Linked DNA regions of Homo sapiens: region 2 is linked to region 1. A link is a contact called in ENCODE Hi-C or POLR2A ChIA-PET data. All regions are on one chromosome and are shown on one strand. The core of a region is the stretch at or near the end of the contact, and the rest is flanking DNA. Distances in the headings are between cores, read along the strand shown. Region 1 has its middle 14 kb from the start of MIR6069. Region 2 has its middle 32 kb from the start of APOL5.

Region 1 (5,186 bases), core at 1,443-3,942:
CCCCATTCCTCAGTTCACCCACTTGCTTTTCCCTTTCCTAGGGGTACCCCAGGGCAGGTGCAAGGATGTCCCCGGCTTGGGTTTCGCTTCCCTCCTGCCCCTAGGCGGTCAGCTTCCTGTGCGGGCATTCAGCAGGGTGTGTGGGTGGCCGCCTCCACCCATTGGTCCCACTGAAGCTTGGGCAGTTGTTTCCCTATCGCCGCTGGTCCTGGAGGGGAGATAAACCCGGGGTCCTGCTTCCCTCTCTTGTAGATATTTGAGTTTCTTTCCTCGTATTTCTTTCCTTTTTGGAAGGAGGATTATGGAATTTGGGGGTTGATAGGGCAGAAAAGCAGAGTGCAAAGGGGCCTTACGCTCTCTTAAATCAAGCCGATTAACAGATGGGGAAACTGAGGCCCAGAGAGAGGAGAAGGCTTGCTCCAAATCAAACAGGAAGTCAGTGTCTGTGCACCGCTGGAAGCTCGGTTGGCTGACTCCTGGGCCGTGCTTGGACCTGACACAGGGGGCCCCAGGAGTCCCCACCCTCCACCCTGCACTGACTTCCCTGTGCTTGTGCGTGGGTGGGGGCTGCTTCCTCCCCGGGCAGGCTGGGCTGGCACACAGAGCCTCCTGGGCCCCTGCACCAGGTAGGGAGGCAGTACACTGGTCAGGGCAGGCCCCTCCCCTCCCTGGGCCTCCACTTCCCTGTCTGCACATTTCTCACCCGCCTCAAGAGGTCCAAGTGCCCTGCCAACCTGACTCTGACCCACTGGGGATTTGGGGCCCTGGTCAGCTTGGGTTCCTTCCCTCTGCTGGCCAGCCTGGTCCACGGTGCACAGAGGGTGCAGGGCCAGCCTGCAGCAGGGGCAGGAAGACGTCACGGGAGTCCTGAGTCAGAGGCAAGGGGTGAGGATTCGGCCCGGCGAAGCTGCTTCCTCCAGTCTCGCCCTGTACCAGGGTGGGTGGAAGTGAAACCTGCCAGCTTACCCGCTTGGGTCTGCTCTGAAAAAACAAGCGGACATGGGGACCAGGAGAGCAGCCCCAGCCCAGCTCCCAGCACCTGTATCTCCCTCCACTCTGCCGGCACCCCTGCTCGCTCCTGGTCCCATGGCTAATCCTTGGATCTAAGGCTAGGCTGCCCTAGGATGAATCTAGCCACCCTCAAACTCCCACTAGGGCAGGGGGCAGGGGGCAGGGAGTGGAGGCGGGTGTTTCATGTGGCAGCCCCTCTGAAGACACTGTGGCCACCTGCGAAAGAGCAGTGTGTCTGGGAGAATGGACCCAGGGCCTAGAGGGCAGCAGAGGGCAATACAGGGCTGCTTCGTCCCTTTGAATTCATACGTTGAATCTCTAATCCCTAGTATATCAGAATGCGATTGTATTTGGAGGTAGGACCTTTAAAGAAGTGCCAGGCACTGTGGCTCACACCTGTAATCCCAGCACTTTGGGAGGCCGAGGCGGGTGAATCACACGAGGTTGGGAGTTCGAGACCAGCCTGGCCAACATGGAGAAAACCCGTCTCTACTAAAAATACAAAATTAGCCAGGTGTGATGGCGCATGCCTGTAATCTCAGCTACTCAGGAGGCTGAGGCAGGATAATTGCTTGAACTGGGAGGCGGAGGTTGCAGTAAGCCGAGATCGCGCCATTGCACTCCAGCCTGGGCAACAAGAGTGAAACTCTGTCTCAAAAAAAAAAAAAAAAAAAGTGATTAAGGTACAATAGGTACAATAGATCATTAGGTGGACTCTAATCCTTGATGAATGCTGTCCTTATAAAAATGGGACTTTTGAACATAGAGAGATGCAGAGGGGATATGATGTGAGGCCCCAGGGAGAAGATGACCATATACAGCCACGGAGGGGCCGGAAGGAACCAACTGAACAGATGGAGTCCACGTCCTTGATGTTGAACTTCAGCCTCTAGAACTGTGAGAAAGAAGATTTCTGTGTCTAGGGGCCTGTCTGTGGGGCAGGGTGGTGGCGGTCCACGCGGAGAGGGTGGGAGGCACTGGCAGGACGGGGCAGTGGTGGCAACAGAGATTGGTTTCTGCGGGGATGGGGGGAGAGAAGGAATGAAGGACGGCGGGAAGCAGGTTTCTCACTGCTGGAGAAGGGAATTAGACATAGGGGAAGGGCGGAAAAGAGAAGGAATCTGTGGTAGAGCTGGAGTTACTGGGCGAGCTCATGATTTGTCTACACGTGGAGACAGAAACGGCAATGCACACGGATCTGAGCGTGTCGGCTGAGAAGGCGCGGGAGCAGGGGGCCCCAGCAACGGCACACCGGGGCTCTGTAAAGAGAGGGAGGGGACCGGGCTCACTTTTGCCCACCCAAAGCTCCCGTAGCTGAGCTCCCAGCTTGTCTCACCAAATCCTCCCCACAACCCTGTGAATCGGGACGTTTAAGAAGATCTGAGGCTTCCAGAGATGAAATCCCTTGTGTAGTCCCACAGCAGAGCCCGGCGGTGAAGCCAGACCCTCGGACTCCAGCTCCCAGCCCCATCACCATTGTTACTCAGCCCCACCAGTCAGAGGGCGTGTGCGCGTGTGTGTGTGCACGCGCGCGCCTGTGAGCTCGCGCGGGGCAGGAGCGGGCAGGAGCCGGCAGCACCCGCCCCTTTCTCCCGGTGTCTGTACCCGGGAGGGGCTGATTTGGCCGCGGTGGACTCCACCCTAGTGCCCCGGCAAGCCCTGTACATGCAGTGCTACTGCCATCTCGTGGTCGCCTTGAAACACTGACCCTGAGCAGGGGCCGTAGACCGTGCTCAGGACTCAGAACTGGGCCTACCTCCAGCCACCTTGGAGCGGGCAAAGGCTTCCTAAAGCGCCTACCGAGAGCCCGCAGAGCCCAATCCAGGAACGCCAGGGGGACCCTGCCGTGTTGCCAGGATCAAGACAGCCCTGACCCTCTTAGGGTTAGCAGCCCAGACCAGGAGGAAAGACAGACACAGTCCTTTGGTTCTCTCCCAGTGGGGAGTAGGGACAGACGTTATTCTGGAGCTGGGAAGGCAATACCAGAGGCAGAGCAGGGGTCCCTAGAATTACTGAGGAGTCTGAGGGGCAGGGCTCTGAGCCAGGTGTCTGGAGCAGAGGCCATTCTGGAAGGGAGCAGGGAACCATCCGTGACAATAACAACATGTACAGAGCATTGTCTACATGGCAGGTGCTGAGTTACTTGTTGGCTCAGTCAACCCTAACAACCCTATGAGGCAACGAGTGTTATCTGCCCATTTTACCAGTGAGAAAACAGAAGCACAGAAAGGTTAAGTAATTTGCCTAAGGTCACACAGCCCAGAAGTGGCCGGTCTGGGAGGTGGGTACTGACACTAGGGCAGGAGGTGGAGGGGTCGGTGTCCAGGCCCAGGGTGGGATCGTGGTGGCCCAGGGGAGCCAGGAGGGAGAGGGCTTGGTGGAGGCTCTGCAAAAGGCTTCCTCAAAGGCAGGCCTGGGGCTGCCCCCCAGGCGCCCTTTCCCCTGCCCACCAGCCCCTCCCAGCTCCACTCAACCCCTCCCCTCCATGCCCCCGGCCCAGCGCCTTCCGATGTAGCTGGGCCCAGCGGGAGCGGCGGCACCTCGTTAATCCTGCCCTGTGGTGCCAGGTGGAGGCCCTGCTCCTACCCAAGGCTCCCACCAGACAGCTGGCCCTCATTTTCTTGGGGCCAAGACTTCCTGCAGCTGTAAAGTGATCCCGCCCAGGCCTGCAGCCTCAGACAGAGCCTGCTGCCAGGGAACCCAGCCTGACTGCACTGATGAATTCCCGCCAGCGCCCCCCCCCCCAGCCCCCATGCAGCCCCAGCAGCCTTCTCTCTGAAGGAGGCCTTCAGGCAGCCTGGAACTGTTCCAGCCAGCCAAGCCGAGACCTCTGCAGGGGCCACCTCCTGCCTGGCATTCAAGGCCCTTCATGGCCCAGCCCACCCCATCTTACCTCAGCAGCCTTAGGCCGTCCTCACAGAGAGCCTCCTGGCCCTGGGCGTCCCGTCCCATCTTCTTCTTTTCACAGCGTGAAACAATGATTGAGTTTATGTCTGTCTTTCTCGTCCCTTTCCCTCCCACGTGACCCCACAGGGCTGGCACCTGGCCGCTTCACTTCTGTCTGGCGGGCACCTAGCGCTATGCTGTGTGCAGCTGGCTCCCAGGGGATGCACCCACAGGGAGGAATGAACAACCTGGCAGTTTTCACCCTTAGCACCTGAGGCCCTCCCAGCCCTGGGGGCCTTCTGTGGAAGTTTCCTTGGGTTTCCCAGCTAACACAGGGGAGAGGAGGCCTTGGCTTTGATCCTTGTAAAATCACAACTCCCCTCTAAGAGGTCCCCAGTTAAGTAGGGAGAGAATGAGGGAAGCAGGCAGTGGGGTGTGGGTGGGGCAGGCAGGTGAGGCAGCAGTGAGGAAGGTTGGGGGTCCCAGTCTTCCATTACTTAGTGTATGACCAGGCAAGTCCCTTCCTCCCTCAGCCTCAGTTTCCCCATTTGTAACTGGTGGCCAACACCATTGACCCCCTGGGGCTGTTGTGAGGTACTGAAAGGGCTGGGCCAGGGTAGGGCACCTGGCAGGAGCTCACAGATGCCCTGGATGTGGCAGAGGGAGCTTGGCCTGGACCATGAGCATCCTGATGGCGGCAGGGCCTCCCCCTCCCCTGCCTGGCACCAGTGTGCCTGCCCCCAGCTGCTTTCCTTGCCCCAACTCCATCTTGAGGGCTGGGCTGGGCCTGGTCTCCTGTATGCCCAGCTCCAGACCATACCTCAGATGGCAGGTGCTGCCTGCCCACTGCCCATGGGAATCAGTGGCTGCTCACACAGACCTCGGCCCTCTCCCAGGAGCCCAGGACCCTGTGGACCCAATTGCTTTGGCCTCACACCGTTCCCCGACCGTGTCCTGGGCCAGGAGGCTCCAACATGCCTCAGCAGTGACTCCCAGGGAGTCTGGCCTAGAGATCCCACACCTGAAAAGGTGGCACCCTAAGACCTGGGGCTCTTGAGCTGCCATGGAGGGAAGAGCTGACCCCCTGCACCTGACCTGGGGCCCAGCGTCTGGAACTGTGTGCCATGTCTTCCCAACTTAGCTTTGGTGCCTGGAAAATGGGGAGGATGCGCTTCTGCATGAGGAAATGCTGGCACATGACAACTGCATGAGCTTCCTCCTCTGAGCTGGGCGGCTCATGGAGTCCTAGTCTCCGCATCTATACATCGAGGACGCTCACTTTGCTTCTC
Region 2 (5,186 bases), core at 1,644-4,143, 340 kb before region 1:
ATTTGCAAGTGCTTTCAGGAAAGCATCAGAGTAAATGATAACTGCTTGGTGGATGAAAAAAAAATTAAAATGGCCATGGTTAATGATCTCATGAGAGTTCATCTGAATTTTCATAAGAAAATTTAGTTATTCATGCGGTATATGACATTTTAAGATAACTGGAATTAAAGCTGATAACATTATACCAGGATATATCAGATTTCTAGGAATTTCATACAATTTCTGGAACACTTATATTAATAACATATAGCTATACAAACATAACATGATACTATATAACAAATAGCATCCTTTCTTATTTGATAACATAAAACATAAAAGTATAAAATACCAGAAGAAAATGTAGGACATTTTTATAATGTTGGATGAATAAAGGCCTTTCTTAGCATGGCATGAAATCCAGGTACCTAAAGGAAAATGTCTATGTCACATTTTAAAACTCTGAATAGAAAAAAAAAAAAACTACAAGGAAAGTAAAATGGCAAATGACTGACTGAAGAATATATTTGCAGTACATGTGACAGACCGTGGGTTAATATGCATCATATGTAAAGAGTGTCTACAAATTAACAAGAAAAGTATAGGCAGACAGAAAGAAAATGGACCACAGATCTGAAAAGGTGTGAGGTGTGGTAGGGCATGGTCAGGCTTGCTGCACTGAAACCTCAAGTGGGTGCGATGGTGCAGTAAGTAGTGGGATGTGGTGGGATGTACCTGTGATATAGAAGCATTCCCTTATATGTCACAAGAACGAATCTTTTTTTTTTTTTTGAGATGGAGTCTCGCTCTGTCACTCAGGTTGGAGTGCAGTGGCGTGATCTTGGCTCACTGCAACCTCCGCCTCCCGGGTTCAAGTGATTCTCCTGCTTTAGCCTCCCAAGTATTTGGGATTACAGGCACACACCACCACACTCGGCTAATGTTTTTATATTTTTGGTAGAGATAGGGTTTCACCATGTTGGTCAGGCTGGTCTTGAACTCTTGACCTCAAGTGATCCACCCCCCTCAGCCTCCCAAAGTGCTGGGATTACAGGTGTGAGCCACTGCACCCAGCCCAAGAATGAATCTTGAATGCCGATCAACCCTTGACCCCAAACTAAAATATTGTAAAACCACAAGTTCTGGCTTGCTCTGATCTCCTCTGAAATAATGGATTCTTCACTCCGTAGGGGCTGCTGAGAGCACTACACTTCTGGCAACCTCCTCAGGAAACCAAGGGAGATAGGCAAGCTACACTCCCTTCCTGGCATGCTTGATTTTGCCAAGTACAAGTGCAGGCAATGACATCAAATGTTTCACCTCTCAGACGGCAAAAATGCAAATGATTGAGCACCTCGAATTTTGATGACAGTGTAGTGCAAAAGGCCTGTCCACACGTTACTGATAGACATGAGAATCTGGCAATATCTATAGATATTTTGAATGCGAATCCTCTATCAGCAGAATGGCATGTGGATTAGCTTGAGAAACTAGAGACTAACACATCTATGTCCTTCTCAGCCCAATTAGACAGAATCGAGTCATTTTAACCTTAGGGACTGCACTAAGAGTGCCAGTTACAGGATTTATTGCTAATGATTTATAGGGCTCCAAATGACAGTGCTTACAAATCTATAGATTCTTGAAGAGAAAGGAGCACTCTACAGCTAACATTAAAGTCAGGATGTGTGCAGGGCATGGTGGTGCATACCTGTAATCTCAGCACTTTGGGGAGCTGAGGTGGGAGGATTGCTTGAGACCAGGAGTTCGAGACCAGCCTGAGCAACAGAATGAGATTCCCATTGCTACAAAAAATTTAAAAATTAACTAGGCCTGGGCTGAGTGCAGTGGCTCACGCCTGTAATCCCAGCACTTTAGGAGGCTGAGGCAGGTGGATCACCTGAGGTCAGGAGTTTGAGACCAGCCTGGCATACGTGATGAAACCCCATCTCTACTAAGAATACAAAAAATTAGCTGGGTGTGGTGGTGCACACCTGCAATCCCAGCTACTTGGGAGGCTGAGGCAGGAGAATTGCTTGAACCCAGGCGGCAGAGGTTTCCGTGAGCTGAGATCATGCCATTGCACTCCAGCCTGGGTGACAGAGGAAGACTCTGTCTCAAGAAAAACAAAACAAAACAAAACAAACAAACAAACAAAAACTAGGTGTGGTGGCACACCCCTGTAGTCCTAGCTACCCAGGAGGCTGAGGTGGGAGGACGCTTAAACCTAAGAGTTGGAGGCGTCAATGAGATATGATCATGCCACTGGACTCCACTGTGCAACAGAGACCAAAGAAAAAAAAAAGAAGAAGATGTGCATCACAGCTATGGCCAGCTCACAGCAAGGGGTCTGGCAGGGCCGGTTTGGGTTTCTATTGTCCTCTCTACTGTATGGTCATGGCAAAATGCACTTCCTCTTTCAGATACAGAACCCTTGGCAGGTGCACAGAGCACCACAGAACTAAGGGGCCCAAAAGAGAGTCTCGGCTGGGGTTTTTTATGTTTCACAGGTCACATACACAAATTCCTGTTACATAACTAGCTTCTGCAGCACAGCTCTCTGGGGGTCTCACCAGGAGAAAATCAGTCTTACTGTTATCAATAAACAATGCTGACAAGTTGGTACAAACCACGCCAAACTCCTCCTTGCCCCCCTGCCTACAAAGCGACACTATTCACCGGCTTTCCTGCCTTGGGCAACATCAGTGCCAGGCAGCAAGTTTAGTACAACCGCTCAGTTTCATTCTAGACATGCTGCAATTCACCCTCAGAGCACAGGAACTAAACAAGGAAGAGGTGTGTTTATTGGGTTTTTGGGCAAAAAAGGAAAGATAAATGCAACTGATTTGTCCCTTCCCACGGTTCCGCATCCCTCATTCCAAATGCAGTACTCACGTTCCGGGCCCGCCCCCTCAGGATGGAGCTCTCAGGGTCATGAATCGGCATTGGACCTCCATGTTCGGTGGTGTGGCTTGTTTTTACAGGTTACTTAATAGGATCCAGGTTGGGTTACGAGCAACCTATAAATAAACCAGATGCGCTCCACAGAGCCCCAGACCCAGGCCAGCTCTTCTGCTGATCATATGCTACCTATCACACGCGCACACTCTGTTTATATCTACCAGACACAGGCCTGCCAAGGCTGTTCCATCAGGACAGAGGAATGGTGGATATCTTTTATACTTTGCCCATCATAATTTTCTTCCTGGAAGTGTGGGTGCACCTCCTTTGCAGAGGTGGGTGCCTGACTCAGCCGGCCTATCCCATGAGTGGATTGCAGAGGTTCACAAACCATTTGGACCTAGCCACTTGGTAATTGAACTGTTCAGTATTTCTGTGACCTAGGGAAGCTGTGAAAAAAATTGCTGAAACACTAAGGCTCTCAGACACTAACTGCAGAACCTCTGCCATGCTGGTGCTTTGGGCAGAGCCATTCCCAGGACTTCTGTGGGAGAAATAGGTAGGAAAGATGGACGCCCTTCCCTCTGGGGCTGCTAGTTAAAGGACAAGGCAAATCTAGATCTCTGATGGTCATCTTTTCCATGTTGTACAAAGGTCATTCCTGGGAAAGAAACCCACGTGGAGGAAAGCAGACCTGAGAGAGACAGGAGTCCTAGGCCAGGCACGGTGGCTCATGACTGTGATCCTAGCACTTTGGGAGGCCAAGGTGGGGGCGGATCGCTTGAGGTCAGGAGTTCAAGGCCTGTCTGGCCAATATAGTGAAACCCCATCTCTACTAAAAGTACAAAATTAGTGGGGTGTGGTGGCACTTGCCTGTAATCCCAGCTACTTGGGAGGCTGAGGCAGGAATCACTTGAACCTGGGAGGTGGAGGTTGCAATGAGCTGAGACTGAACCATTGCACTCCAGCCTGGGCAACAGAGTGAGACTCTGTCTCAAAAAAAAAAAAAAGTCCTAGTATATAGTTGAGCACCTAGAACCAACCTTACCTGAAGCAGGGACATTGCTGGACTTTTCATTTTATGACCTAATTCATTCCTGAACCAGTCAGCATTCCTAGCTGCTAACAAAGTGAACCCAAACTAGCTTAATCAGAAAAGCAATGTATTACCAAATATTAGGTATCTCAGAAGCTCTCTAGGAGAGAAGGAAAAATGGCCTATATACAATCTGTGTCCAGAAGAAACACCCTCAGGAACAGCACCCAAAATCACACTGAAAAGTGGTTTAGTGGGAAGCACTGGTAGGCACAGACAGCTCTGACTTCAGCACCATTGTCACCAACGTGACCAATGCTGGATACACGACTACAGCCTCTTATGCTGTTGGCTCTGGAAACAGGATGTAACTGCTGCCATTATCCCCAGAATAGATTCTGGAGGGAGCTCATGATTTGAAGTCTAATATGGGTACATCTGTTTGGCTGCATCTCTGCATCAAGAGAGGCTGGGAATGAGTATCTGATTTCTGTAGTCAGAGGCTATTGCCACATCCCACCAAGAGCTATAGAGCAGGGAGCGCCCCCAAATGGAGGAAAAGTGTTTACTGGGCAAAAAGAATCACCAAAGTCTACAAAGCCTTTGACTACCCAACATCAGCAAGTACACACACACACACACACACACACACACACACTTAAATAAACAAAACAAAGTAACAGAAAATAATATTTATAAACCCCTTTTAGCCCACATACACACAAAAATACTCTTTTCAAAAGGGGATCAGGACACATCAGTTACTGCATCCAGCTCCAAGTCAGCTTCCAATTCCATCCCAGGGCAGATCACCTATGTCTTCATTCCAGCTTCTTGGTGGCTGGGAAAGTGAGTTTACCGATCAAGTGCTGGGTGGCTGTGATGTTTTACAAATGTCCACCAGAGTCCATGTCAGTTTCTCTCCTCCTCTCCTTCTCTCTCCCTGTCATTCCTTCTCTCCTGTCTCTCATTCTTTCTCTCTCTTTCTCTCTGTCATTCCTTCTCTCCGTCTCTCTGTCTCTCATTCCTTCTCTCTCTCATTCCTTTTCTCCTCTTTCTCGTTCCTTCTCTCTCTTTCTGTCATTCCTTCTCTCCTTCTCTCTCATTTCTTCTCTCCTTCTCTCTCTCATTCATTCTCTTTCTCTCATTCCTTCTCTCCTTCTCACTCTCATTCCTTATCTACTTCTCTCTCCCTCAATCTTTCTGTCATTCTCTCTCTCATTCCTTCTCTACTTCTCTCTCCCTCAATCTTTCTGTCCTTCTCTCTCTC

The links. Hi-C counts contacts between places; a loop is a spot of excess contacts on that map. ChIA-PET counts read pairs that join two places held with the same protein, here RNA polymerase II (POLR2A). Pooled maps may share reads with other maps.
Region 2: a loop to region 1 is called in a pooled map, with 2.3 times the contacts of the local background. The contact joins two enhancer-like sites. A Hi-C loop is called at or near these places in 5 of 50 pooled maps. POLR2A ChIA-PET finds 5 or more read pairs at or near these places in 4 of 52 experiments (GM12878, HEK293, T-cell and 1 more).

The regions. Positions count from the first base shown.
Region 1 is chr22:35,348,422-35,353,607 of GRCh38, reverse strand. No RefSeq gene overlaps it. Among named protein-coding and RNA genes, the nearest start is that of MIR6069, 14 kb to the right of the region's middle. RefSeq lists enhancers at 431-490, 2,441-2,560, 2,127-2,635, 3,226-3,758, 3,759-4,291 and 2 more and a silencer at 2,661-2,780. Within about 2 kb of position 2,692, at least 26 of the 41 ENCODE cell types and tissues checked have a DNase peak (open chromatin) inside an H3K27ac peak, as active enhancers do.
Region 2 is chr22:35,683,703-35,688,888 of GRCh38, reverse strand. No RefSeq gene overlaps it. Among named protein-coding and RNA genes, the nearest start is that of APOL5, 32 kb to the left of the region's middle. Within about 2 kb of position 2,893, at least 3 of the 41 ENCODE cell types and tissues checked have a DNase peak (open chromatin) inside an H3K27ac peak, as active enhancers do.